2 separate regions of the Homo sapiens genome follow, and region 2 is linked to region 1. A link is a loop called in an ENCODE intact Hi-C map of the cell type or tissue named here. Cell type or tissue: GM12878. All regions are shown on one strand. Links, peaks and the distances in the headings refer to the core of each region. The heading gives the core; the rest is flanking DNA. Region 1 overlaps AGTPBP1 (ATP/GTP binding carboxypeptidase 1). Region 2 overlaps LOC105376121 (a long non-coding RNA gene).

The links. A loop is a pair of places that touch in the nucleus more often than their neighbours do. Peaks named below come from ENCODE experiments on the same cell type or tissue, not always from the same donor. Only the 100,000 strongest peaks of a DNase experiment are listed, where the experiment ranks them.
Region 2: it touches region 1 in a loop (6-fold over the local background); 13 of 110 quality-filtered maps call a loop at or near these places.

Annotation. Positions count from the first base shown.
Region 1 is chr9:85,603,424-85,618,978 of GRCh38, forward strand. All of the region lies in intron 17 of AGTPBP1 (ATP/GTP binding carboxypeptidase 1), which reads right to left. Among named protein-coding and RNA genes, the nearest start is that of AGTPBP1, 130 kb to the right of the region's middle. In GM12878, for the core only: a CTCF peak has its summit at 6,848 (motif pointing left); a DNase peak (open chromatin) is centred at 6,838; H3K27ac peaks cover 311 bases.
Region 2 is chr9:85,418,365-85,433,919 of GRCh38, forward strand. The region is part of intron 2 of LOC105376121 (a long non-coding RNA gene); the gene reads right to left. Among named protein-coding and RNA genes, the nearest start is that of AGTPBP1, 320 kb to the right of the region's middle. RefSeq lists an enhancer at 2,610-2,659 and a silencer at 6,896-6,995. In GM12878, for the core only: a CTCF peak has its summit at 6,966 (motif pointing left); no DNase peak of the experiment used is centred there.

The DNA of each region.
Region 1 (15,555 bases), core at 3,770-11,769:
CACTGCCTTAAAGGGAACAACCCAGTCCTGGCAGGATTCATTACCTGCTGGCTAAAGAGCCCTTGGGCCTTGAATAAACATCAGTGGTACCCAGGCAGTTCTCACTGCAAGCCTTGGGTGAGACATAGAGCCATGCTGGCTTCAGGGGGTGGCCACAGGGAGGTAATACTTTTGCTCAAGGAAAGGAGAGAGAAGAGTAAAGGGGATTTTATCTTGCAGCTTGGTCACCAGCTTGACAACAGTACCAAGAGGGCCCCTAGGGTCCCCAATTTCAGGCCTTGGCTTCTGGACAGCATTTCGGGACCTGCCCCAGGCCAGAGAGGAGCCTGCTGCCCTGAAGGGAGAGACCCAGGCCTGACAGCATTCACCACAAGCTGACTGAAGAGACCTTGTGCTTTGAGGGAACATCGGCAGGAGCCAGGCAGTACTAAACGCAGGCCTGGGATGGTGATGGATATGGGAAAAGACTCTTCTGCATGAAAAAAAGAGATGGAAGAGTGGGAAGAACTTTGTCTTGCAGTTTGGGTGCCAGCTTAGCTGCAGCAGAATAGAACACCAAGTAGATTCCTAACATTCCCGACTCTAGGCCCTGAATGCTGTACAGCATTCTGGAACCTGCCCTGGGCTGAGGGAAGTTCATTGCCCTAAAGGGCAGGACACAAGCCCGGCTGGAAAGCCCTTGGGCCTTGAGTGAACACATCAGCAGTAGCTAGGCAGTGGTTGCCATGGGCCTTGGGCAGGACCCAGTGCTATGCTGGCTTTGTGTCTGACCCAGTATAGTACCAGCGGTGGTGGCCACAGGGTTGCTTGAATCATCTCTCCCCTAGCTCCAGGCAACTCAGCACAGAGAGACAGACTCTGTTTGGGAGAAAGTAAATGAAGAGAACAAGAGCCTCTGCCTGATAATCCAAGAAATTATCTTGTATCTCACCGAAGGCCACAAAGGTGGTATCTCTACAAGTCTGCAAGAGTCACAGTGTTACCAGGCTTGGGTCCCCCCTAATGCAGATATGGCTGCAGTGACCAAAGATTTAGATCACAACACTCAATTCCCTTTGAATATTTGGAAACCCTTCCCAAGAAAGATGGGTACAAATAAGCCCAGACTCTGAAGACTACAATAAATACCTAGCTCTTCAATGCCCAAACACCAATGAACATCCACAAGCATCAAGACCATCCAGGAAAACATGACCTCACCAAATGAACAAAGGCACCAGGGACCAATCCTGGAGAAACAGAAATATGTGATCTTTCAGACAGAGAATTCAAACTAGATGTTTTGAGGAAGCTCAGTGAAATTGAAGAGAACAGAGAGAAGGATTTCAGAATCCTATGAGATGCATTTAACCAAGAGACTGAAATAATTTTTAAAAACCAAGCAGAAATTATGGCACTGAAAAGTTCAACTGACATACTGAAGAATGCATTATAGTGTCTCAGCGGCAGAATTGATCAAGTAGAAGAAAGAATTAGTGAGCCTGAAGACAGGCTATTTGAAAACACACAGAGAAGACAAAAGAAAAAAAAGAATAAAATGAAGTATGCCTACAATATCGAGGCATACTTCAATATCCTCAAAAGTACAAATTTAAGAGTTATTGGCCTTAAAGAGGAGATAGAGGAAGAGATAAGGTAAAAAGTTTATTCAAAGGGATAATACCAGAGAACTTTCCAAACCTAGAGAAAGATATCAACATTCAAGTACAAGAAGGCTATAGAACACCACGCAGATTTAACCCCAAGACTACTTCCAGCCATTTAATAATCAAACTCCTAAAGGTCAAGGATAAAGAAAGGATCCTAAAAGCAGCAAGAGAAAAGAAACAAATAACATGCAAAGGAACTCCAATATATCTGGTAGCAGACTTCTCAGTAGAAACCTTACAGGTCAGGAGAAAGTGGCATGCCATATTTAAAGCACTGAAGGAAAAAAGCCTTTGATCCTAGAATAGTAAGTACATCCATTGAAAATATCCTTCAAACATGAAGGAGAAATAAAGACTTCCCCAGACAAAAAAAAGCTGAGGGAATTCATCAACATCAAATACTTGTCCTACAAGAGATGCTAAAGGGAGTTCATTCTGAAAGAAAAGGACATTAATGAACAATAAGAAATCATCAGAAAGTACAAAATTCAATCGTAATAATAACTACACAGAAATACACAGAATATTATAATACTGTAATCGTGGTGAGTAAACTACTCATATGTTGAGTAGAAAGACAAAAAGATGAACCTATCAAAAATAATGATAAAACTTTTCAAGGCATAGAATAATAAGATATAAATAGAAACAACAAAAAGTCAAAAAGTGAGGAGGGATCAAATTAAAGTATAGAGTTTTTATTAGTTTCCTTTTTACTTGTTTGTTAATGTTTGTTTTTACAATCCATGTTGTCATCAGTTTAAAATAATGGGTTACAAGATGTTATCTGCAAGCCTCACAGTAATCTCAAAAAACCTACAACAGATACACAGAAAATAAAAAAAGAAATTAAAAAATATCACCTGAGAAAATCACCTTCACAAAAGGGAAGATAGGAAAGAAAGAGGGAAAGAAGAGAGGACCACAAAACAATTGGAAAACAACAAAATGGCAGGAGTAAGTCCTTACCTATCAATAACAATGAATGTAACTTGACCAAACTCTCCAATAAAAGGAAACAATCAACAGGGTGAAGAAACAACCTGTCGAATGGGAGAAAATATTTACAATCTATTTATCTGACAAGGGATTAGTATCCAAAATATACAAGGAACTCAAACAACTCAATAGTAAAAAATAATCATAATAATCTCATTAAAAAGTAGGCAAAGGACATAGATATTTCTCAAAAAGAAGATATACAAATGGCCAACAGGCATATGAAAAAATGTTCAACATCACTAATCATCAGGGAAATGCAAATCAAACTACAATGAGATACCATCTTACCCCAGTTAAAATGGCAATTATTAAAAAGAGAAAAAAAAAAAAAGATGTTAGTGAGGATGTGGAGAAAAGAGAACTCTTACATACTGTTGGTGGGAACGTAAATTAGTGTAGTCACTATGGAAAACAGTACAGAAATTTCTCAAAAAACTAAAAATAAAACAACATAAGATCCAGCAATCCCACTACTGGGTATTTATCCGAAGTAAAGGAAATCAGTATACTGAAAGGATACCTACACCCACCCCATGTTTATTGTAGCACTATTCACAATAGCAAAGATATGAATCAACCTCAGCATCCATCAATGGATGAATGAATATAGAAAATGATATATATACACAATGAAATACAATGTGGCCATAAAAAATGAAATCATGTCCTTTGCAGCAACATGGATGGAATTGGAAGTCTTTATGTCAAGTGAAATAAACCAGGCATAGAAAGACAAATATTGCATGTTCTCACTCATATGTGGTAGGTAAAAAAGTTGATCTCATGGAAGTAGAAATTAAAATAATAGATACAAAAGCTGAGAAGGGTGTGTGGGAGGGATAAGGGGGGTGAAGAGAGGTTGGTTAATGAGTGTAAATATATAGTTCAAGAAAAGAAATGTTTTAATGTTCTATAGCAGAGTTGGGTGACTATCAGTAACAATATATTGTATATTTCAAAATGGCTAGATGAGAGGACTTAAAATATTCCTAACATACAGAAATGATAAATCATCAAGGTGATGGATATCCTAAATACCCTGACTTGATTGTGACACATTCTATACATGTAACAAAATATCACATATACCCCATAAATATGTGCAAATATTATGTATCAATTTTTAAAAGTTAACTATATAAAGTAGTGAAAGGTTCAAGTTAAGGTCAAATAGCACTTTAGATTTGTCTCATGTGTTCTAATGTTATAAAAAACAATTATTATTACATTACATTTAAAACAATGTATTCTCATATCACATTTAAAACAATCATATTAAATGCTGGTCACAGTGAAGTTAGCTATATTTGGATATTCTGACTGTAACAAAAACCATTTGGACAAAGTAAGTTGCCCCAGCAAGAATCAATCAAATGAGGTAAACTCAGACTCAATAAACCAGTCTATTCAACCTGATATAGTATGGAAAGCCTATATCTGAGCAAGATTTATTCATTAGTGAAAGGATAAACCTTCATGTATGTAAAACAAGTGTGCTTAAAACTGTAAATTTTTTGCCTCAAATATAGATAATCAAAATATTAAATTGCCAGAGTGCCAATGGCACTAGCCCCTAATAATATCCAAGTAAAGGCCAAAGTTTTATTGAGAACATGGTTAATATTATGTGCAAATACAAAGAAAGATGAGGTGTTTTAGGTCATAATCATTAATGTACTATAAATCACAGATTTGTAAAATGTTGGAGTTGATGTTAACACCCTCATTTAACAGATGAGGAGAACAAGAAAAGTTTAAAGTGGAGCTCTAATAAACCTGAAGGCATCTATCGTAAGCTGCATGTTATTTACACCCAATGACTCTACGTAGAAAAAAATACATGCTTCTAACACGTCTAGTATTACAGCTGCGATTTCAGATTCAGATTCAGGTGGCTGCCATTATCCTCCAGTCTCAGAATTTGATTTTTCATCCCAACCAAAGAAGAAATAAATAAATTCAATAAGTAGCACATATAAAACCACACATGACCCAGGCCTTCAGCATTACTAGAAGACAGAATATAACAAACTTTAAATTGTTTATAAATAGTAAAATGAGCAAAGATATAGAGGATGGAACAACAGAATTGGGGTTGAAATCTTTAAAGTAGATTTTAGAATAAAAAATATTTAATGAGAAAAAGGAGGAATTTTATAATGACAAAGTCACAATTCATAATGAAAATATAATAATACTTAATATCAATGCATCTGATAAGATCAACCTCCTACATAAGGCAGAAACTACAGAAGATATAAGCAGAAATCGACAGGGACATACTATTGATATAGTCTTCAAAACACCACTCTCAGAATAAGATAGAACAATTGAACAAGAAAACAAAATATAGAGAACCAAATGACATAATCAATGTGGCAATTTTTACATCTAAATGTCAAATGTCTCATCCTGATACAGATGAAAAATATATCTTCTTATGTGAAGAAGATATATTCTTTATTATCTTCTTCTCAACAGCACATGATACATTCATAAAAATTGATAATATATATGACAATATATTATCAGCAAATTTTAAGCAAAGATATCTTCTTTGCTTGGAATTTGATGATAATATATTAAGATATAATATAAGATGATATAAGTAATATATCTTCTCAATAGCACAATACATTCACAAAAACTGATAATATATTACATCACAGGGAAAACAACACCAAATTTCACAAAACAGAAATATTACAAACTCTGGTCACAGTGTACTAAAACTAGAAATTACAAACAAAATGAAAAAAACAAACAGGGAGGGAACCCACGCAGGAGGATGGAAGGAAGAATAATTTGGGATATCAGACCCTCAATAGGGTGGAGGAAGGCATCTGTCCAAATAGACAACAGGGAGATTATTACATAAACTGGAATTGATCAAACAAGTTAATATATTACGGACAGTGGGGCCCAAAATTATCTCTGTTGGAGAAGAAAGTTGTAAATATGGAAAGAAAACAAGAATAAAGCCTGTGTTATTTGCTCGAAAGTTAAGGTATAAGTATAATCTCATGGAGTGTATGTGTGTTTGTGTGATTATATACACACATACATAAATATGTACCTACAAATATGGAAACCACTACAAATGTGAATTACTGTGTAAATATTATGTATGTATTAAATATACTCCCTAATTGTTCATTGAGATAGTTTGTAAACAGTAATAACCCAATAGCAATGTGTATACCAAGTGTACAGATCTTTTTTTTTTTTTTTTTGAGATGGAGTTTCGCTCTTGTTGCCCAGGCTGGAGTGCAATGGCATGATCTTGGCTCACTGCAACCTCCACCTCCCAGGTTCAAGCGATTCTCCTGCCTCAGCCTCCCAGGTAGCTGGGATTACATGCAGGTGCCAGGCTCATTTTTGTATTTTTAGTAGAGACGGGGTTTCACCATGTTGACCAGGCTAGTCTCAAACTCCTGACCTGGTGATCCGCCTGCCTTGGCCTCCCAAAGTGCTGGGATTACAGACGTGAGCCACCGCGCCCGGCCAGATCTTGGTTTTTAAACATCATTCACTACTAAAGTAAAATGGCACTCTTTGAAGAAATGGCAGATTTCATTCAGGGGTAGAGAAAAGCAAGATGGGCCTTGTGCCAAAAAGCAAGGGCACCCATAAGGAATGACAGGGATATCTCAAAAGGGCACACACACCAGCATTAATGGTATCCCACTGGCCAAATCCTGGACAATTTGAATATCAAAATAAATAATGATAGCAACAAATTATAACTCATTGAGTCAAATAGGAAACCCAGTCTATACTGATAATACATTAAAAGCTTGAGAAGGAACAAGATATTTAGATAGTCTCAAAGTACCTCAATGTATAACACTAATTACAAAGAGAAGAAGGAAATGTAGGAAAGCCACACACCTAAATAATATTAAACTGTAAAGAGCACCCCAAAAGGCAAAAATGTATGAGGAACATTTGTCAGGGGGACTAATCCATTCTAGGGAGGCAGAGGAGACTTGAATTAACTAACGTGGGCAAAGCGGTGAGAATGCTACAGACTAGACTCCAAAATTGTACTTTATTGCCTGGTTCCAAACATGTTCAATTTATGTAAGAAGGCAGTTGAAAATCCTCAGAAATCTGAGAGAAACAAAGATGGAGAGAAAGTGAAAGAGAAGCTTGGTACTGAAGCTCCAAGTCACTAAAATGCAAGACTGCCATCTGGTGGTAATTTCAGCAAATCCCTTCCAAGTAATGGGGGGGTAAGAGGGGGTGATGGATTGAAACAGACACAGCACTATTTAGTGACACACATTCTCAAATTCAGTATTTCAAAGGCAGTATTCTCTTTACAATTGAAAATACAGTGTGAAACATAAATATTTTTAAACTGCTTAATTTTAAGATCATTCACTTGTGAAAACCACTAAGTATTCAATAGAATCACTTTTAAAAAGCTCAAAGAAAAGGACAACTTGAAAGAGAAGCAACTGCCAGCCTGTTCCTTTTTGGGGACACTGCCAAAGAACAAGACCTCTATTGGGCACATTTTCTAGAATCCAACACTTAAATAGTACCCCAACCGGCACGCCCCAATCAAAAAAAAAATTACAGACAATAAGCTACTCTCCTAACTGATACTACTTCCTCATTTCAATCATGTCTGACAATTAAATAAATACCTCCAGATGAAGAAGTTTCCACTGCACATACTTTCTTTGGTCATCAGCCCCCACCCTTAAAATGAATTATTGCTAGTTATAATTGCTTACAATGTTAAATTCTAGTTTACCAAAATATTGGTCCCTTTCTTTTAATTCTGTTAATGTTAAGACAAACCAAGATTTGCTTTATGTTGTACTGACCTAACAAATCTAAAGATAAGTTTAATAAAATATTACATCTACCTAAACAGCTCCCATAGCTTCTACTAACTTCCTAGTTAAATACTTACAAATACATGGAAATAAGAAGAAAACTCACAATAGACAACTTATCATCAGAATCTGGAAGGAATCTCTATTAAACTTAAGGCAGATGGAGCAAGACTGAAAAATCCAATGCAGAATATGCCTCGTGATCTGTATCTTGTGGTTTAGGGGCTTTTCTTTTTTTTTTTTTTTTTTTGCATTTTACATTTTGGATTCCACAGCTAAAATAAGTGTCACACTAAATAAAAAATAAAGAAAACAATAAAGAAGTACAAAAATAGAAAGCATAAAAACCCAAACACATCAATTGTAAGAATTTTAAACAGGTTAAACTCCTCTATTAAAAGACAAATGATCAAACAACAAAATCCAACCTCTTATTTATGAAAAAAAAAGCAAACATACATCAAGCAAATTCAAACCAATATAAAAACAGAATTCAAGGCAAAAGATGCTGAATGAGATAAATGTGATAATTTTATACTATTAAAGAGATATGCAAAAGGAAAATGGAAAACTTACAAAATTCTGTGTGCCAAGTAACATTGTATTAAAATAGAAAAAAAAAGTTTTTAAATGAAGGCTTGACAGAAACACAACATAATTGAAAGACTATTAAGTATTTTTAAGTCTTAGGTAGATAGAGAAGACAAAAAATAAACAAGGATATAGAAAGTTGAATAGATGTATAATATTAAATATGAAACAATATATTTTTGGGGGACAGAGTCTCACTATGTCACCCAGGCTGGAGTGCAATAGCACAGTCTCAGCTCACTGCAACCTCCACCTCCCGAGTTCAAGCTATTCCCCTGCCTCAGCCTCCTGAGCAGCTGGGATTACAGGTGTGTGCCACCAAGCCTGGTTAATTTTTTGTATTTTTAGTAGAGATGGGGTTTCACCATGTTGGTCAGGCTGGTCTCGAACTCCTGACCTTGTGATCTACCCACCTCAGCCTCCCAAAGTGCTGGGATTACAGGCATAAGCCACCATGCCCAGCCAAATATGAAATAATAAGAAATCTCTCTCTATATATATTGGTCTCTACCCCCCAGTTCCTGGCTCAGAGCTCCTAAAACCCTTGTCATTTCCCAAGCAATGGAGGTGCCAGAAACATCTTTTGTTCTAATATTTGGTCTTTGACCCCACTCCCTGACAAAGAGCTTCTAAATCTCTTAGAACTTCCTGGTGATAGAAACAACTTCTATTCTAATGAGGCAGCTCTTGGTGTACTCTTTGATGGGGATTGGTCACCAAAAAGACCAAGTCATGATAAGAAGCTTGGAACTTTCAGCCCCAAACTCCATCCTCAAGGGAAAGGAAAGGAGATGTAAACTGAGTTAATAATCATATCGATGTGATGAAGCCTCCATAAAAATCTCCAAAACACGGGATTCAGAGAGCTTCCAAGTGATGAATGCATCCACATGCCAGAAGGGTGGGGCACTCCAACTCCATGGGGAAAAAAGCTCCTGTACCCAGGACCCTTCTGGACCTACCTGTTCATCGGGCTGTTCATCTGAATCCTTAAATCTATCCTTTATAATGAACTGTGAATCGTAATTCAGTGTTTCCCTGAGTCCTGTGAGCTGCCATAGCAAATTATCAAAGTGAGGAGGGTTATGGGACCCCCTGTTTGTAACCAAGTCAGAGAGAAGTATGGTAACCTGGGGACCCACTACTTTTGACTGGCATCTGTAGTGAGGGGCAGTCGTGGGAGACTGAGTCCTTAATCCTTGAGGTCTGCACTAACTCCAGGTAGTTTGTATCATAACTGAATTGTAGGAAGGACACCCAGTTGGTGTCTGGAGAGTAGAAGAACTGGAATGTGTGGAGAAAATAATCCCCACACATTTGGGCACAGAAGTGTGGGAAGTGGTGTGAGTAGTAGGAAGAAAAACAGGTTTTTTTTTTTTCTCCTCACTAAACAATGTATGTTACATTATGTTGCCTAAAAAGAATGAATATTATTTTCCAAGTGCCCATGAGCACAAAACTGACCAGATATTAAGCCACAAAAAATTACTGCAAATCATAAATTCCACATCAGTGAACAAAATGGATTAAAATTTGAAAGAATGAGAAAAGTCTTCACAAAAATAATACAACCAACTAAAATGTAAACTCTTGCCTAAATAATTCTAATCTAAAGGATACCACATTACATACAAGTAATATAAAAAATAACAAGGAGATCTTAATATTAAAATTTGAAAGGGAAATACAGAAGTTGTAATCAAGAGAAAATTTGAAACTTAAATACTTTGATCAACAGACAAAAATAAATTTAGGTAAACATACCAGAAGTTAGAAAAAGAAAAAAAAATCAGCCTGCAGAGAGGTAAAGAGAGAAATTAATAAGTATAAAAAATTCCAATAGAAATAATGAATAAACCAGCTTTTTAAAATTATAAAACAACAAAATAAGTTTTAAGTACCAAAAAATTGGAAAAAACTAATCCAGAGAATAAGCAAATATACATATTGCAGATAGCACACAAATTTCTGCTACTGAATTTTTAAAATCTAAATGTCACTGACATAAAAATATATAATACAAATTATCAAGACTCCCTCAACAAAAAATAAAAAACTAGTCTAGACTGAGTTATAGAAAACTCTGAAAAAGTCCAAAAGCACCCCCTCTCACCCAATTAAAGGGTACAGAATCAGACAGTTTTAGAGGCACATTTTTTGCAAATTTCATTAAAACATATGTTATTTAAACTGCTCCAGAACATAGGGTGCAAAAATAAAAGCCTTTACATTTAAGTGTTCAAAGTAAGATCAGCCTCCTTCCAAAACTAGACAAAGATAGTTCTCGAAAAAGAAACTGACTTGTCTAACTTATGATGTAAAACCTTTAAACAAAATTTTAACAAATCAAAAATAGCTGTATCATAAAAGATCAATTCACACAGCCAAGCTGACCTATTCCTAAAATCCAAGGGTGGCTTAATAACATGAATATTATTAACATAATATAACACATCCAAAGGTTATAGACTATATGGTCACATTACATTCATTGATAAATGCAAAAAAATTCTTAAATCTGATTTTTTAAAAAAAGAAATTCTTTATTTTTATTTTTAGAAATAGAAAAATATGTATCTCAAAACAAGGATATGCTTAATGTAAACACTAGCAACATTCCCATTGAAGTTAAAATAAAATACAAGGATGCCCAGTGTACCCCTTTAATTTAAACATTGTTAAAATTCTATTCAAAAACAATGAAAGACACACAATATAGCTATGAATCACAGAAATTCTAGGTATCAAGAAAATCCAAAGTACCAACTCAGAAACTGTAACAACTAATAAAAAGTTCAGCAAGAAGGTTGATTTTCAAGTAAATATATAAAAATCAGTAGCTTTCTTAATAGAAGTAATGTTTGAAAATAGGAGTACTCTTTCACAACAGAAACAAAGGTAAACAGAAATATAAAACAATAAGAAAACTAAAAAACATAGGTGAAGGCATAAAAAAACTTGAATCAACAAAACAAAACATCACGTGCCTTAGTAGTAAGACTGGATATAAAATATTATGCCTCTCCCAAACTATTCCACAAATTTAATCCAATGGAAATTTTTGGTATTTGATAAAATTATTGTGAATCATATTCAGAATAAACTATTCAGAAAAAATAGGTAGAAAAGTCTGTATATCGTATTTGAAAATAACTACAGGATGTTAGACTATATTTTAAAGTCAAAATAAATTAGAAACACAGTGGTACTAGATCAACAAGAAACCCCCAAACATAATTAGTGTGTATGTAGGACCATAGATTATGAGAACTGCAGTGTTTCAAACCAATGGGGACATGTGTCTAAGAGGTCAAAATAATTGAATTCAAATTCAAAAAGTGAGGAATTATAAGCAAGTTATGGTGGCATTTTATCAATCAGGTTCTAATCTGTTTTTACTAACCTGACCATTGTCTGTAACAGCCAAAACAGAGCAACAATGTTTAACGGCTTCTGAACGGTATTTCGTACCTTTCGTTCATTCGTGGCTCAGGTATGCAGTTGTAAATGTGAAATGTCTAACAATTCAATAAATTCATCAACGACACTTTAAAACTCTTTGGAGAACGAATGAATTTAGTTGTAGCTACTTAACCACTAAGAATAGGATTAAGTTAAATCCCAATTCACAGAAAATACCAAAATAAATCCGGATGGATGCTGTTAAATATAAACACCAAAAACATACTATCAAATGCACTTCAAAAAGGCTGAACTAATTTAATACTTCACCAGCACTGTAGTACCCATTTTCCCTAGTCTTCAGCAACATATGTTCATTCTCTTTGAGAAATCCAACTTCTAGGAATTCATGGCAATAATCAGAAACATATATGTAAACAAATAATTAAGGGTATCTACTGCAAGACAGCTTATAATTTTGAAATGTGGAGAAAGACTTAAATCTTCAATCTGTTATCATTCATTTATTGTACCTTACTCAATAGAATATTACACAGACATTACTAATGATGCTGCTGAATAATATTTAATGGGCATGGGGAAAGTTTTTTTACAAATTATTGTACAGTTTTAAAAAAATGTAGTGTTACACATGAGCTTTCATACTATAATCCCAAATCTGTAAAAGAGTAAAACTTAATTTTAAAATTATGTATGTGAATGTGAATAAGTTTAAGAACAGATAACAAAATGTTAAACAATGGTTTTTTTTGGATGCTCCCTTTCTAAAGTTTTTCCTTTAAACTGTTTTTAATTTACTTACTTTCTCACATTAAATATCTACTGTTTTATCATCAGAAAAACATGCACGTGTACCTGGCATACAGATACTTCTATGAATTATAAATACAAATATCTATGTATAATAATGTTTATCTCGGCAATATTTAAAATAGAAAGTAATCAGAAACAACTGTCTTACAAAGAAAGGTTTGGATAAATAAATTACAGTACTTCCACTGGATGTCTCTTAAAACTATGTTTCACAGGAATATTTAATAACCAGAAAAAAATGCTGATAACATAAATTTGATTAAAATACAGAACATGAAATTGCATTGGTTATGAGTCTTCTTTTTTAAAAAATAAATGCATAACTATATGTAAGTAGAAATCATACACTGCATTATAAAAAAGGCTGGTAAGAAGCAACAAATGTGAAAGTGATTATCTCTGGATGATGCATTGTCAATGGTTTTATTTTTTTCTTAACACCATTCTGTTTTCCAAATTCACTACATAGTGAGTTTGGAAAGTGTGATATACATACAAGAATATCCAAAGGAGAAGGGGGAAGAAGGAGAGGAAATTTAAAAATAAAGCAGCCATCTGTCCCACTGCTTTGAATTAGTTTTAATTACAGAATTTTATTCATTTTAAAATTTTAAATGACACTAGAGAAATTATTGTATCTATCACATAAAGGTATAGGTTTTTTTAAGAAACAGAGAAGCATTGCTCCAAAATGTATACTTTTAATTTAAAATGTTATAGTTTTTAATAAAGTTTAAAGTGTTAAGAGTTCTATTTTAAGTGAATATAGTTAGTAAAAATGCAATCTACTTGTAGCACTTCTGAAAATTATATTGACTATTATATCAGGAATAAATATGCCTTTATATTTTACTCGTAAGGTGCACCCACCATACCAATAAAATTAATTTAATTAATTGTTCTTTTCTCCTCTAAAAATATTATGTAGCATCATTACAAGTTAAATAGGGAAATCACTAGGTTTCTTTACTTATTTTAATATACTTTGAATGAGTTTCAATTAAGGTAATTTTTAAAGTTAATTGAAAGTTTAAGGTTAACATATTTCTGAGAAATATCACATTCCATAGTTAGTAGTTTAAAATCACAAAATGTGAAATTGACTGCATCAAGAATATTCCTATCACTATTCACATAAATCAATATACTTGCTGAACTTTTAGTCAAAATATGCATATTTAAAAGAATAAACACTTAAAAATTAGTTACTTAAGCCATTTAAAAATCTTAGAAAAGTGTTTATAACTAAACCAGGTATTATGCTACCTAGTCATCCCACAATTATTGCATTAAATAAATGAATCTGACTAAAGCTTTTTTTCATACATGTGAAGTAATTCTAGAGTATACAATATCTTATCTTCCACATAAATAATGACAATTGGGAACAACCTCTTCAACTGTTGAAAGCTTTAATTTTCAGAAATGTCCCCTTAAATAGCATTATCATATTCATGCTTTTAATAACTTAGAGGATTTAAATGAAATGGATGATACAGCATTTCATGTCTCAGTTGTTAAAAGTTTTTCAATCTTTCCAACAAATGATTGAGACCTTGGAGATTTTGTAACTTGTCACACATATGTTTCTTCTCAAGCCCCAGTGCAAGTTTTCTTGTATGCCAGAAAAAAATTCTTTTCTTTTACACAATAAGATTGCCATTATAACATTAATACTTGAAACTTGATGCTTCAATTTTAAAATGTTGATATTAAGTTCATACAAGTATGTCATTTTCCACAGGCATAATGTTTGACTACTGGGTGTCTTACAAATAATCCTTAGTTTTGTATATATTAAAGTACTAAACACAAAAACATTGAATGAGCCTATATTTTTAAGATTTTTGTGGGTACAACTCAAGAGTTTTTTTTAAAACGGTCTCATGAGACAAATAGTAGGGAAAACCAGTGAAACAAAACACTAGTTCTTCGAAACAGCCCAAAGCTAATAAACCTCTAGAGTTAGACTGACAAAGAAAAAAAGAGAAGAAATTATCATTAGCAGGAATTAATTAGGGACCATCAATACAGACCCTGCAGAAATCAAAAGGATAGTAAGAGAATACCACAAACAACCCTGCACATACATTTAACAACTTAGAAGAAATGGACCAATTCCTAAAAAGCACAAACTACCACAACTCACTCAAGATAAAAGAGGTAATTTGAATAGCCCTAAAACTATTCAAGAAATTAAATTTCTAGCTGGGCGCACTGGCTCACACCTGCAATCCCAGCACTTTGGGAAGCCAAGGTGGGCAGATCACTCGAGGTCAGGAGTGCGAGACCAGCCTGGCCAACATGGTGAAACCCCATCTCTACTAAAAGTACAAAAATTATCCAGGCGTGGTGGCACGCACCTGTAGTGCTTGGGGGTCTGATGCAGGGGAATCACGTGAACCTGAGAGGTGGAGGTTGCAGTGGGCCACAATCACACCACTGCATTCCAACTTGGGTAACAGAGCAAAACTCCATCTCAAAAAAAAAAAAAAAATTACATTTCTAGTTTAAAAGACTATCAAGAAAGGAAATCTCCAGATTCAGATGGTTTCATTACAGAATTCTACCAAAGTTTAAGAATTAACACCAATGCTACACAAGTGCTTCCAGCAAATTAAGAGGAGGGAACACTTCCCAACTCATTTCATGAAGTAATACCATGATACCAAAAGCAGATACAGTACCAAACAAACAAACAAAAAGACAACTATAGACCAATATCCCTCTTTAGTAGAAATGAAAAAATCATTAACAAAATATTAGCAATTTATACACAATGACCAAGTGGGGTTTATTCCACACTTTTTTTTTTTAATAAATAAATCCCACTTGGGATTTGTTTATCCCAAGTGGGGTTTATTCCAAATGAAAAAGGTTCATTCAACATTCAAAAATCAATCAACATAATATACCATATTAACAGGCTAAAGAAGAAAAATTACACAATCAGATGTCGCCATCGGAGTATACATAATAAACCTTTAGTTCCCTTCAATTTGGATGAAATCAACCATTACACTTTAAAGGACTTGCCTATATAAGAGTAACTCTTTTTCACCAACAAAAGCTTGACCTATTTCAAATGTTGCATAATATCTGAATTTTGAGAACTAGAGAAAACAAGACACTGAAACATTTTTTAAAAGTTGACAATTTTTTTAAAAAAACTTCTTTTCCACAGTTAAGATGCCTGCATGCCATTTCAATTGGGAAAGAAAACTGTC
Region 2 (15,555 bases), core at 3,385-11,384, 190 kb before region 1:
CATGCCTGGAGGCCTGGCTTCGAGCCCCAGCTCTGCCAACCACGGGTGCTACTCACCAGGGGACAAAACCTGAGTCCTAATTATGTGCCAGGTACTATGCAAACCACTCTACCTTCACCTTCTGTAACCTTCACAACAACCCTCTGAAGCATTCCTGTTACCATGCCCATCTACAAACGAAGCCAATGAGCCATGAAGAAGGTCAAGCAATTGCCCAAAGTCACTCAGCTCCCGAAGTGCAGAACAAGGATTCGAACCCGGTGGTCTGACTTCAGAGTCTACGCACTTAACCCCCACTGCACTGTAAGCAGAAAGGCATGACACAGATGTTGTTATTGCTGTTGTTACAGGCTCAAAAGAAGGAAGGAAACTAACAATGCGGGGAGGCTGTAGCTAGGCCTGGGTCAGGATGAGGTTTGACATCATATCTATATTATCTCATGTATTCTGCACAGAGACTTATTCCCAATATACAAATAAGGGAACTGAGGCTCAGGAAGGTAAACAAATCCCCCAAGACCTCAAAGCCTAGTGGTAGCATCTGGATTTCACTTCAGGTTTCCCTGGTTTCAAAGCCCATGCTCTTTTCATTCCTCAGAGCTACCTCTCAGCCCACTGCAGAGAGGGTGACCATCAACTCCTCCTGGAGACTAGCATTTGAGGTTCTAAGAGGCAGCCATTGCCACTGATGAGAAAAGCTTTTTAGTTGTATTTATAGAAATTATTTACATCTGAACCCATAATGTATATGTATATAAAATATATACGTATTTGAGGCAACACAAAGAGACCATATACACGGGTAAGAAAATAATTATTGCAGATGGGAGAATAAAATGTTGCTAAGTAGTGTGGATAAAATCTTTTGGGTCTGGCACAGAAGTTGTTAAGGGTCTGAGTTGGCAAGCAGGCTCACAAGATGCAAATAAGCTTTCATCTTCTCCCATGTTGACTTAGCCTTATGGAAGGCCACAGAACTGGAGATACAGCAGATGTAGCATTCCCAGCTCATGAGAAGCCCAGCAGCTACCCAAGGATGCAGCTTCTTTTACCTCCTCACCCACATGGGACATGAACAGCTGGTGTGGATGAGAGCCAAAGGGTGGGGGTCATCCGACACAGAGCAGCACAGCCACCCCAATTTCCCACCAATCTTTCATACCATGCTGATCAGCAGGCCCCAGGCCCACATGCCAACTCAGAGCTCATCCAGCCCGGATGAAGTCTCCCAGGTCAGAGACTTCACAGACACAACATCCCTCATTTGTTTTAACTGCCATTTCCACAGAACAGCACTGGGGAAAAAAGTCTGCCTCTCAAGTCACCCAGGCCTGATGTTAACACTTTAGTCTCAGGTATCAAGCTAAGAGGCAAGAGCATTCAAGAAGCAACATTGGGTCAGATTCAGTGGCTCACGTCTGTAATCCCAGCACTTTGGGAGGCAAGTTGGGAGAATCACTTGAGCCCAGGAATTTGAGACCAGCCTGGGCAACATACAAAGATGCTGTCTCTACAAGTGCAACAACAAAAAATAGCTGGATGTGGTGGCACTTGTCTCTAGTCCCAGCTACATAGGAGGCTGAGTGGGGAGGATCAGCCTTGGAGTTTGAGGCTGCAGTGATCTATGATTGCACCACTGCACTCCAGCCTGGGCAACAAAGTAAGACCCTATCTCAGAAAGAAAAAAAAAACAGAAGCCATGTTGCATAGTGTGTGCTCTACATTAGTGTTATGGGTTGAATATTTGACCCCTCCAAAACTCATGCTGAAATTTAATTGCAATGTAAGAGTAAGGGGAGGTGGGCTCTTTAAGAAGTGATTAGGGCCGGGTGCGGTGGCTCACGCCTGTAATCCTAGCACTTTGGGAGGCCAAGGTGGGCAGATTGTCTGAGCTCAGGAGTTCACGACTAGCCTGGACAACACGGTGAAACCCCATCTCTACTAAAACACAACAAATTAGCCAGGCGTGGCAGTGTGCACCTGTAGTCCCAGCTACTTGGGAGGCTGAGGCAGGAGAACTGCTTGAACCTGGGAGGCGGAGGTTGCAGTGAGCAGAGATCACAGAGCAAGATTCCATCTCAAAAAAAAAAAAAAAAAAGAAGTGATTAGGCCATGAGGGTTCCACCCTCAGTGTGCGTTTAATGATTTAACGCCTTAATTAAAAGGCATTTTAGAGCAGCTCTCTCTCTTTGCTCTCCCGCCTTCTGCCATGAGACAAGAAGGCCCTTGCCAGATACCAGCACCTTGATATCAAATTTCTCAGCCTCCAGAATAGTTAGCAAATAAATTCCTACTTATTAAAAATTATCCAGTCTCAGATAGTCTGTTATAGCAGCACAAAACAGACCACAACAATCAGTAAGAACTATGCTGGGCCAAAAGTAACAGAAAAACTCAACCCATGTTTCTTAAACACTGGGGGTTTATTTTTCACACAGCAGAAGCCCAGGAATGCAGTCCCGAGCTGGTGCAGCTTCCCAGGGGGTAAATCCCAAGGGTATGGACTTCCATCCATGCTTGTTGCTTTGCAGTTGCCATAGAGACGGAGACGCTGCATCCCCTGGCCTCACATTCACATGACAGGCAGAAAGAAGTAAGAGGAAAGGAAAAGGGGGCAGAACCTGTAAGAAGAAAGCTTTTGCTTTCATTTTGCAGATGTCCTCTCACATTTCATCAGCCTGAGCTGTATTACATGGCCACCATCAGCTGTGAGGGAGTCTGAGACAGCGATCATGCTTAGCTAGGCCCAGAGCTTCCCCCAACAAAATGGGGTTCTGTTCTTAAAGAAGAAGGGGAGATTGGACATTGGCAGGTTGGATTGGTAATATGCAATTTGTTACATATAACAACCCTGAAAAAAATTTTTCACACCCACCAGGCCCCACACAATTTTGGATAGCCCGCTCCATGTGCACAGGCCTCTCAATGAACAAAGCTTTCTCCTTCCCCCAGCCCCAGCTTCTCCCTCCTGCCCCCTACAACAGAATACAGGAGGCTAAACAAACCCAGGTGTCTGTCCTCTGCATACCCACTTCCTTCCACTAGCCACCAGCCCTTTAAGAAAACCACCAAGGAATTTATATTCCAGGCCTTGTTCTTAGAGCTTTGAAAAGGGCTTGATTTTTACAACTGGAATTTGGAAAGAAGGCCCAAGGGCAGAGCATTTTTCCAACAGAGTGAGAGCCAGCCACCAATCCCTCAGCAGGCCCTCAATTTGCTTGGTTTTCTTATTTTGACAACTAGATGCTGGCCCCTAAGTCATGCTGTAAAAATCTGTGGCTACCATGGCATGGATATTTCTTAGGGTATCTTGGAGCTATACGCAGAGTCTACATTGGTCAAAACTGTCTTCTTTCATATGTAGTGAGCTCTTTGACATCGGAGACAGCCAGGAAGAAGTTGGCCGGTCACTTCTTAAAGACAATAGAGTGCAACGTATCAGAGAAACGCTGGACATTCCTTCAGTCTCCAAGAGTCAATGATTTGGATCTTTGTGGTTTGTCTTCATTTCCCTCTCTTAAAACAGCATCAAGCAAAAGTCATGGGGCTCCCAACAAAGGGAAAGATGAATCACAGGGTTTGGAGACTGGGTGAAGGGAAGTTTGGTGGCAAACTCATCTTGAAGTTGGCTGGGATAAAATTTGAGATGGTTCTCCTGGGCACCAATGTGGAAGTTAAAAAAACAAATTTCCTGAGAAGAGATGCTAACAGCAACTTCATGGGGGAGGTGGTAGGTGGGTATTGGGGGTCACCTCTCAAGGACTCCCTAAACCACCTCAGATTTCAGAAGTTATGAACTGAAGGGACAGGAAAATACAGTAGCTATTGTTAATTTAAAAACTGACAAAATAAAACTAACATGTCTTCAGGTGGGGAAATCTGGAAATGGGAAGAGAAAATGTTACAGAAAGAAAAAGAAAACAGCCCTAGTGTAAAATTTTTAAAATCTTAACCCTAGGGTTTTAGAACCTAAGAGTTCTATTAATAAGGCACAAAAGTTCCTAATGTGCTCTAAATCACATCAAAATTGCTTCTACACATGTGGATTTTAAGATCATAAGGAATATTTGGAGGAAATATTAATAAATAAAATTCTCTTTTTTGCTACTGGGGTAATGTTTAGAAAATTACCCATATGAGGCAGACTGATACTAAAAATGACCTCAATTCTTCACCACTCCCCACACCCACATTCTTTATCATGTGACTTTGCTGCTCCTCCTATCAAGAGATGGAGTCTATTTCCCCACCCTGAGATCTGGGCTGGGATCTCTGGCCAATACAATGTGGCAGAATGAAGGTGTGTCAAATCCAAGTCTGACCTCAGAGATCTTGCTCATTTCTGCTCTTTTTTGGAATGCTACCTCCACTGTGTTAACAAGGCTGGGCTAGCCTGGGGAAAGAGGAGAGAGCTCAGAGACAAGAGCTCATTTGCCTCAGCCAAGGCCATCCTAGATCAACCTACAGCCAACAACCTCTAAACATGTGAGAAAAGTCAGCCAAGATCAGCCAAGCTGCCTGCCTGACCCACAGCTAGCCTCAGATGCATGAAGGAGACCATCCAGGAGCTGAAGAACCCAGAGACTTGGGCGCAATAAGAAACGCTTTTTGTTTTAAGCCAGGGTAATCAAACTTTTTCTATCAAGGGCCAAATAGTAAATATTTTAGACTTACTAAATATTTGGTATGGTCTCTGTTGCATATCTTATTTTGTTTTCCAAACGCTTTAAACATGTAAAACCATTCTCAGCTTGTGGGTCCTACAGAAACATACTGCAGGCCACAGTTTGCCACTCTCTGCTTAAGCCATTGAGCTCTGAGATACTTTGTTACACAGCAGAAGCTAACTCATAGACCACATGGTTTTTATTTGCCCTTGTATCTTGTTTTCATGCAAAGAGAAAACTATACAATGAGGGTCATTTCCTCCAGGAGGGAAGGTTGACTGCTACCAGAAACAAAGAGGTCATTGACCAATGTTGCACCTCAAAGCCGTTTTCCTGGTTCCTTTAATAAAATAATCACCTGAACGCCAGTCTTTGGGATGAAAAAATGATTTCTAAATTTCAGGGACTGATGGCCAAGATCCCGGGGGACTCCAGAGGAAGACACTAGCATATAATCCCAAAATGTTAAATGGGACCAGTCTTTCTTCAGTGGAAATGATTTCCAGAACAAACTGGGGCTGTCATCCTGCAGCAGAGACCAGCCAGGATCCAAGGACAGAGTGAGTCAGCCCCTTCCTCTACAATCATGAAGTCATAGAAACCCAGCCCTCTAAACCTCTAGCTCTCATTTTGTGGAGATATAAAGAAAAGGGGGAGGAAATAAGAAAGACTGAGCATGTATCTTAGTCATGCCTGTAGAGAATGAATAGACTATTTAAATTATTGGATTGGGCTGAGTTTATTGGACTGGACTAAATTTATTTTTTCCTTGCTACTCAGTGGGTTTGGAGACTTAAAAGGATGATAGATCACTTGTAGGAAATGATAGGACTGTTATGGCTTCAATGTTGTCCCCCAAGAATATATGCCACCCACCTTATTTGGAAATAAGGTCTTTGCAGATGTAATGGCGCTAAGATGAGTCATTAGGGTGAGCCATTAGGGTCATTATGGCTGTGTTACAAAAAGAGAAGAAGAAAATGACACCCAGGAGAAGAACGCCATGTGTCAACGGAGGCAGAGATTAGAGAAATGCGGCCATGAACCAAGGAAGGCCAAGATTGCGGGCAACCCCAGAAGCTAAGAGAAAAGCATGAGGCAGACTCTTTCCCAGTGCCTTCAAGAGAGCATGGTCCCACCGACACCTTGATTTCCAACTTTCGGCCTCCACAACTGCAACAGAACGAATATCTGTTGTTCTAGGCCACCCAGTTTGCCGGCATTTATTACAGCAGTGCTAGGAAACCAGCACAAAGTTTTTTGTTTGTTTGTTTGCTTGCTTTTTTGACACAGTGTCTCGCTCTGTCACCCAGGCTGGAGTGCAGTGGCGCGATCTCGGCTCACTGCAAGCTCCGCCTTCTGGGTTCACGCCATTCTCCTGCCTCAGCCTCCCGAGTAGCTGGGACTACAGGCACTTACCACCACGCCCAGCTAATTTTTTTGTATTTTTAGTAGAGACGGGGTTTCACCGTGTTAGCCAGGATGGTCTCCATCTCCTGACCTCGTGATCCACCCGCCTCGGCCTCCCAAAGTGTTGGGATTACAGGCGTGAGCCACCGCGCCCAGCCAAGTCTATTTCTTTAAAAGAGATTATTTACATCTTTTAATTAACACCAATGATTCTTTCAACACTGCTTTTCTGAAGTTCCACTTCTGAAATTCAAAGTAGTCCTTGAGGGTCCCGGAACGCTGGCTGGCAGAGATGGAGGCATTACTCTCCCCACAGATTGGTTCACGGTGAACTTAGAGACCTCCGGGGAGGGTATATTCCAGTGGCTCCGAAGACCTCTGGTTGGTTTTGGATTTGGTTTAGAAGAGTTTAGAAGGGTTTAGAAGGGAGCAGCTGATAAAAGGAGCATTTTTAGAAACGGCCTGCCTTTTCGGGGTCCTAACTTTGGTGTGCACTGAGGTCATCTGGAACAAGTGTTGGGAATGGAGATTTCTGAACCTCATCATCAGAGATTCTGGTTCACTTTGTCTAGAGAATGAAATTCAAGAATCTATATCTTTAGCAAGCACCGTTTAGTGACTCTGGCACAGCCGATTAAAACGCCTTTCCCCAGAAAAAGCCATGGAGGGATCCCACAATTCAAAGTGGCAGAGAGCTCCCATTCATTCCCTGGCCGCTTGGAAGCTGCCCTAGCGTGGGGATTGGCTAAGGTGGAAGAGCTTGGGCCTATGGTGCTCCTCACCTGCGGGGTCCCTCGGGAGGAAGATGGAGGGCGCTGGAGCAGCCCTTCCCGGTGCTCTCTCTCCCTTCCCAAATGGGGACCCGGGTCAGGACTCTGGGAGAGCGGCACCCCCTAGTGGCCACGTTTAGTTTTCCAGGTACTTAGCAACAGGCACCCGGCCAGCAGCTGAACTCCCCCACGTAAACGGGTGGCACTACATCAATAACACAGGGCAATGGAGCAACTTATTGTGATCTTGACTCATGTGGCAATAAATATCAAATCGGAACACAGAAGCGGAACATCCACAGGAAATGGCAACTGCATTTTATGGGTCTTAAATTTCATACCAGAAGAGAAAATCACTACCGGGCTCTGAAAAGCTGCAGTCAGGGTCTTGTTTTTTCAAATCTATTTCAGAAGAAAGCAAGAAAAAAACTGTAGAAGACAGGGTTGAGGTTGGGGGAGGTCAGGGGAGTCAAGCCATTTGGAAAAGCTCTTTGGAAAGAAAATCTCTGTGTAGTTTTAAGAGGGGAAAATTGAGCAGTGTAAATCAAAAGGAATTGTTTTTTAAATGCATTTGATTTTTTAAAGCAGCCAATATCTATTACAAATAAATTGTATTTTCTCCTTCTTCCTACCCCATTCCACTGATTAAATTACAAAATAGTAAAATAATAGACCTCAAAATTCAGTCTCTGCATCCAATCAATTCCTATTGTTTACAAGCATCTGTGTATTTGTAATGAAATAATTTCATAATTTCACTGAACTATGTGGCAGGCTCTTCACATACCTTATCTCTAATCATCTGAACAACCCTGCAGGGTAGATATTATTGATTACATTTTTCAAGTGAACAACTGAAGTCCAGAGTGATTGAATAAACTCACTAATACTAAGCAGAGCTGGGATTAGGACTCATAGCCTCCCAGTGCCAGAACTCAAGGACAATCTTCTCCAATACTCACCTCTCTGAAGAAACTGGAACATGTCTTGTAATCCCACTTTCCACAACAGAGGTACTGCCAGGAATGACGATGAACATTAAAAGGGTATGAGGGGCTGGACGCGGTGGCTCACACCTGTAATCCCAGCACTTTGGGAGGCCAAGGCGGGCAGATCACGAGGGCAGGAGTTTGAGCCCAGCCTGGCCAATATGGTGAAACCCTGTGTCTACTAAAAATATAAAAATTAGCTGGGCGTGGTCGCGCGTGCTTGTAGTCCCAGCTACTAGGGAGTTTGAGGCAGATGAATCGCTTGAACCCGGGAGGCAGAGGTTGCAGTGAGCTGAGATTGCACCACTGCACTCCAGCATGGGTGACAGAGCAAGGCTTTGTCTTAAACAAAAAAAAAGTTTGTGGCGGGGTGGTATGAGGGATCTTACTGAGGTAATAAAAATGTTCTAAAACTGGTAATGCCTGTACAATTCAATAAAGTTACCAAAAATCATTGAGTTGTACACTTAAAATGGGTAAGGTTTATGATAAGTAAAGCATACCTCAATAAAAAAAATAAAAATACAATGTAAGAAATCACATATTTAAACAAAAGGAATAATAAGAACTCTAGTGATATATAAGAGTTTAAGGGAGATAGATGTGGGTAGATTTGTTTCCTCATCAGCTTGGGAATGAAATTAGGGATAGATCTGATGGAGAGAAGACACCACAGGGCAGGCCCAGGCTGTATCATGCGGCCGACTGTGGACCCCTCAGGCTCTTGCTGTGGCTGAGTTTCTTCCCCTGCGATAATCACTTTCCCATCAGCATTGACAATGGCTCCTTATTTTTCCCTTTCTATCAAAACTTACTTGCAGACTTTTTATTTATACTAATGTGTAAAGGGCTGATTAGTGTTTAAACAGCTCCCCTTTCAAAGGAATTATGTCATTTTTAAACTCCAAATATTCAACCATCCCCTTCCTGATGAAGAACACGAAGAACATGTCACTTAGATGTTCAAGTGACTTCAAAATCAACAAGCAAAATGAAACTCAGTATTACCACATCCCGTGCTGCCCCACTAGCCAAGTTGTCTCCCCATTCTAAGATCCCTAACTCTGCCACCCATATTTCTCTGGCTCCTGCCCCATCTGCTAACATGGGCCTCAGCCAACTCATAACGTACCCCAACTCCAAGTCCTTCCAGCGAACCCCAGAGACGATGTCCTATCAGCTCTCTGATTGTCTGAGGCTGACCCACACCATTCGCCATTTTTACCTCTTCCTCTGCTCCAACCCTCTCCAGTGGAAACACTAGAGTTTTGAGATATAAGCACCATTTTGGCTAAGAACACCAGCCCACTGTGCACCATCCTTTGCTGGCCCATGTTCTGCTCCTGATGGCTCCTTCCATGGCTGCTGGATATGGCTGCCCGCCCAAGGACCTCTGTTGGCACAGGGGAGACTCTGGAGGCCAGAACCGAGTGCTGGTCTGCTCTGAAGTGGGAGAGTTGCTGCACCCTATCAGGAAGGTCCCAAATCAGTTCTGCCTTCCTCTCCGCTACCACATGGAAGTAAATCCAGAAAAATCATCGGAACAACATCTTCTCCTCTGAAAGCCCACCTAACAAATTGCCTTCCTGTAATAAATGAAAATATCAGCAAGAGATCATTTTTAATCTCGATAAAAAAAAATCCAAGCACTTTGCAGTGTGTTACCCCGAGCAAAGTTACACTGGAGGCAGCTTTTATAGCTCAACCTGCGGTGACCTGTCCCACTCCAGTGAAGCCTTAAATTACCCCAGCTGCCAGAGGCCAGAATTAATCCCACTTCGCTTTCGATATCCTAAGCACAGAACAGGTATCAGAAGAGGATCAAGTGTTGCAAAGCTGCTTAGTAGTGGGATGTTGTTTAAGAAATACCGTAATCAACTGGCAAAGGTACAATTAACAGACAATTGTGACGATTAATTTTTAAAAATCGGTCTGGATTTGCATGTTGGGAAGCTATGCTCCTTGTTGATCTGGTTGAATTTTGGGGTTTTTGCCTTTTGTTTTTCCTCCCCTGATTTTAATCTCCTGGGCAACACTACGATTCTTGCTTTTTCAATACATTATTCTCTAGCAGCACTTTAAAAAAATCAACCATGTTTTTTTCTCAGTTGAAAGAAGCAACAAATCTGCTTATTTGATTTATGTCTCCTGGGATTCTAAAGAGTTTAAAAATCTAGGATGTCGGCCCTTCCTGTGATCCCACTGCTGGTTGCTAGGATCTCTTGGGGAAGCATTTATTCGCTTTCACGCCCCTGTTGCACTTAGTATCTAGTTCCTAAACAAACTTTCATTATGGGGATTTCCAGGTCGCCCATTCTCCTCTTTATTAATTGCTCCTTTCTGTGTGGACAGGATCTGCCGTGTATTTTCCTAAACAGCTTTTATGCTTTTGTTACCATTACTATTCTGAGGAAAGTGAACAAGGTCTTTGGAATTACCTACCATGACTTAGAAAATAGGAAAAAATATATGATCCCCGTGTAGTGCTATTTTGCCAAGATCCCACCCATCAGAACACCTAGATGAAACAGCTAAATGTGTTCCCCTGTCCTGATATTCACAGCCTGGCAACCCATGCAGTTTGAGACTGGGCCCAGACAGCAGTAGACACACGGCCAACAAGGGAGACGTTCTCCAGCAGGTAAGGTGCCCCCAGTGCTTCTTGAGTCACAGACAGAAGAGCACCTTGTTGTGGTCCCCGTCCTTGCAGAAGGTTAAAGTCTAGCTGGGGAAATTAAATCAACAGACAGGAACCTATAGGATAACAGGGAAGTGACTGCTAAGCTATAGGGGGCTGATTCTTAGGAAAGCAGGAGTGTGGAGACAGGAAGTGGGTGAGAGGACATGAGACTGAAGCTGGACATTGAATGAGTAGGATTAAATGAGGCAGAGGGAAGAAAGGAAAGCAAAGAGGGTGCACAGTGAGAGAAAAGACACAGAGAAAGCTGGTGTCGGTGGGGGAGGGAAACGGACTCAGTCAGGGCCTGGGAAGGAAGAGGAGAGCACACTCGACCTGGGATGAGCGCAGGGTTTAATAAAGGCACTGTCTGCAAGAGTGATAGCAGGTGGAACGAAACCACACCCACATGGGATGGCAAAGGCATCCTTGGGCTAGCAACAGTCAGAAGCTGTTGTCCCCCCTAAGCCTAAAGGGACAAGGGGAGAGAGCGAGTACCAGGACTCAGAGAGGGTAGGTCTCTAGAGAGGGCCACCTGGTAGCCCCCATGGCCTTTGTAGAGGGCAGCAGCCACTCCACAGAGAGCCCGCAGGAAGTAAGCCAAGTCAAGGCATAAGCTGACTGCTTGCCACTCTCCACCATTCTCCAGTCTCCTGCTAGTGCCTTGCACCAGCTAAGACCAAGCAGTTAGCAGAGACCCGCTGGTGCTTCTAAAGATCTGAGGTAGAGACCCAGAAGAAGAATGGCCCAGAGTGGACCTGGAGGAGCCAAAGGAAGGGAGCCAGCACAGATGAAATTAACCAGAGCCAGGGCACCATTAAAATCCCACTGCAAACCTGGTTGTGCATGAGGGGCATTTCAGTGAAATGAAGCAAATGGGACCCCTGAACAGGTAAGCTATAATCAGCCTTTTTGTCTTCCAGGTCTCTGCTCAGATATTAGAGGAAGCAAGCCCCTCACACGCCAAACACATTCTAAGCATCACCCCTATTTGGGTTTCCCTCCAGCGCTTATCTGAAATTATCCTGTTCCCTTTTTCACAGATCGTCTGTTTCCAGGAGGATGGATTTCCTAAGGACCCCTGCACTGAATGCAAGCCTGCTGGGGACTCCACCTGCTGAAAACAGGACAATGATCCCTGGCGGATGAAAACTACACAAGCCAGACAAAACATGTGCTAAAACGCACCTCCAGTCTACAGAGGAGGAGCAGGAGGCAGAGCAAGAAATGGGAGGAAGAGGACTGGTGCGGTGGCTCACGCCTGTAATCCCAGCGCTTTGGGAGGCCGAGGTGGGCGAATCACGAGGTCAGGAGTTCAAGACCAGCCTGGCCAACATGGTGAAACCCCGTTTCTACTAAAAATGCAAAAAATTAGCCAGGCGTGGTAGTGGGTGCCTGTAATCCCAGCTACTCGGGAGGCTGAGGCAGGAGAATCGCTTGGGCCCTAGAAGGGGAAATTGCAGTGAGCCGAGATTGTGCCACTGCACTCCAGCCTGGGCAACAGAGTGAGACTCTGTCTCAAAAAAATAAATAAATAAGTAAAAAAGAAATGAGAAGAAGGGAGGTGACAAATGCCTTTCCTCCCAGTGTCACATCTGCTGCCCTGATGCTGCTCCCAGCAGGTAACCATAAAGCGTGAGAGGGAGAGCTCTATGCGACTCCAGGGAGATTTCTCTGCCCATCCTTAATGGAGAGCTGGAGAGAGCCACAGATCTCGTGGTCAGTCGCTACCTAAGCAGCCCCTCTCGTTTGCTGAAGCACCCTGGGCAGGTCCCGTAAGTCAGGCCTTTTCCGGTGAAAGGGTCCTGAGCCATACATGGATAGATGCTGCACCCAGTTCCTGGAGGAGGAAGGTCTATTCTGACATCAAACAGTCCGTCAGCATCGCTGTTCTAGAAACTGCTAGCATGATGAGTGGGCCGCACAAAGGTAGCGGGGTAACGATTAGCTCATCTCTAATTATATGGGATTTACGATTAGGCAGCAAGTTTATTTTGGAACACTGCAATAACAAGACGCACAGCAGTGGCGAGGACGAGGGGGTGGAGTTCTAGCTTGGCCTTTAGAATATAATAGCTTGTCATTGCCATGGAAACCAGCTCCCTGGGAGTTCGCAGGCACCTTATTCTATAATTATAAGAGATCTGATAAGGGGTGGGGGGATGGTGGTGTGTATTTTTTTTCTTTATAAATTGTATTCGGTAGCTGAAAATAGAAGAACCTAGAGAACAAAGCCTATTATTAACCACCATCCGCTAAGAGGCGGCTGCACTTCAGCTGCTTGAAGGGGCTGTTCCTGCAAGTTCTACAGATGTGCCAGGATGTCAGAGGTGGGTCAGGACTGCGACCCTGACAGGGGAGGGTGTGTCCAGGCAAGCAAGGCACAAGCACAGCTTCAGACTGAAATGGGCTCCTTCTCGTTCCCCAGCACCCGATGGACTGAATCCATCGTCCAAGGTGGGTTGCACAAGTGCCCAACCCCAGGGAAATTCGCAAGGTCTCCTCCATCCCTCTCCTTCCTTCCCTGACATTCCCAGATTCAAAGTCTGGATGGAATCCTGGCCATCTCAGCCACAGGACTTGGAACAGGTTTCTTAAGCTTTCTGAACCTCTGTTCTTTTGTGATTAAAGATTGCTGTGAGGATTAAACAAAAGTAACAAAGACGAAGGGAATGTGTCTTTGGCAAACTGTAAAGTTTGTTGCACACAGCTGGACTATCTGAGGAACTCAGCCAAACCAGCTTTGGAAGAAAATCACCCTTTATTTAAAAATCAAACCACCCATTTTCAGGTTGAGTGATTTTATCAGTAACCCCATAGTAGACATTAAAAAGAACAGGAATGTCCTGTCATTATTATAATAATAACTACAATAATATCTTTCATTTGTGGAATTTTACAGTGTTTGTTTTCACTGCATTTTATTGAGGTTGTACATTATTTTGATGGACTGAGCACTTCTGTGTTGATTCACTTATAAGGAAGCCTGGGCAGTTTGGGAAGCCTCTTTTCTGAAGAGCTTTCCCTTTTTAAAATGAGTCATGGTCATTAAAACTGAAGCCAAGCAGCATAGAGTATGGCCGTGTATGTTAAGGGCACTGAGTCAACAAAATCACCAAAGCTATTCAAATATCTGAAAAGTTCATCCAGTTGCCCTCTAAAAAGCAGGAAGTGAGTGAGAAGAATAGAGAATGTTTTGTTTAATCCATGACCATAATCAACCTACTGTCCAGAGTTAATAATCTTTAAAAGCCAAAGACACATCCGCAGAAGAATATTACCTTTACACTCTTCCCCTACTACAGCTCCCATGGAATGCCCATAGCCTCTGGAAGCAGGAGAGTGTTCTCTGCCCAGTGTCTGCTATCAGTTAAAATTAGGTATGGCTGCAATAGAAACCTGAAAAACCAATGGCTAAAGTGAAATTAAAAAGTGTTTCTCTATCAAGTAACATTCCAGAGGTAGACAGCACCACTCTGACACATTCATGGCCTGGGCTCAACCTCATGGTCCACCAACAGCAGCTAGAGTACTGGCTCTTCCAACTGCATTCCAGCAAGTACAATGGAGAAGGGACAAAGGCAAGGAGGTGGGGACGGTGGAGAGTGCAAGCTTCCTGCCTTTCAAAGAATGCTTTTAGGAGCTTCCATACAACAATTCTGTTCATATCCCATGGACCTGAACATAGGAACATGACCAACTTAGCAATAAGGGAGACTGGAAAACGAAGTCTTCATAATGGGCAACCATGTTCCCAGCTTAAAGTCAGGGGTTCTAGAAGAAGGTGAAGTGCAAACTAGGGAGCGACCAGCAGTCTCCACCCATATCTTTCATACTTTGACTCTGCTTTCACAATCCTTTTTGCCAGGTGACACAAATGAGGTCATCTCCAAGTCTTGGTTCAACTACATGAAACCAGGAAGTTTCTCTGTGGCCTGAGCTATTCTGAGGACCTTGGACTGTGCCACCCAAAAAAACACCACCTCACTTTCGTGGAACACACAGCTGTGTTATGGGAATGACAGAGTAGTTAGAACCCTACCCTTACCTTCAAAGAGCTGACCTCCTACTGTAGTCCTTCTCAATTTCTCATGAGAAGACATCACCAGCTCAAAGCTCAGGGCTGACAACAGCCAGAAACCCAATCCAAACAAAATAAGGAACTAGGCCAAAAAGAGACTTACTAGAGTGTTAAAGGAAATGTAAGACAAGAGGAGTGGCTGGCAAGATGGCCGAATAGGAAAAGCTCCGGTCTGCAGCTCCCAGTGAGATCAATGCAGAAGGTGGGTGATTTCTGCATCTCCAACTGAGGTACCGGCTCATCTCATTGGAACTGGTTAGACAGTGGGTGCAGCTCGCAGAGGGCAAGCCAAAGCAGGGTGGGGCATCGTCTCACCTGGGAAGCACAAAGAGACGGGGAACTCCCTCCTCTAGCCAAGGGAAGCCATGAGGAACTGTGCCATGCGGAATGGTGCATTCTGGCCCAGATACTATGCTTTTCCCACAGTCTTCATAGCCCGCAGACCAGGAGATTCCCTCTGGTGCCTACACCACCAAGGCCCTGGGTTTCAAGCACAAGACTGGGCGGCCATTTGGGCAGACACCAAGCTACCTACAGGAGTTTTTTTCATATCCCAGTGGCGCCTGGAACGCCAGCAAGACAGAACCATTCACTCCCCTGGAAAGGTGGCTGAAGCCAGGGAGCCAAAGGGGGCTGAAGCCAGGGAGCCAAGTATTCTAGCTCAGTGGATCCCACCCCCATGGAGCCCAGCAAGCAAAGATCCACTGGTTTGAAATTCTCAATGCAGGCGCAGCAGTCTGAAGTCAACCTGGGACACTTGAGCTTGATGGGGGCAGGGGCGTCTGCCATTACTAAGGCTTGAGTAGGCAGTTTTCCCCTTACAGTGTAAACAAAGCCACCAGGAAGTCCAAACTGGGCAGAGCCAACCGGAACACCACAAAACCACTGTAACCAGACTGCCTCTCTAAATTCCTCCTCTCTGGGCAGGACATCTCTGAAAGAAAGGCAGCAGCCCCAGTCA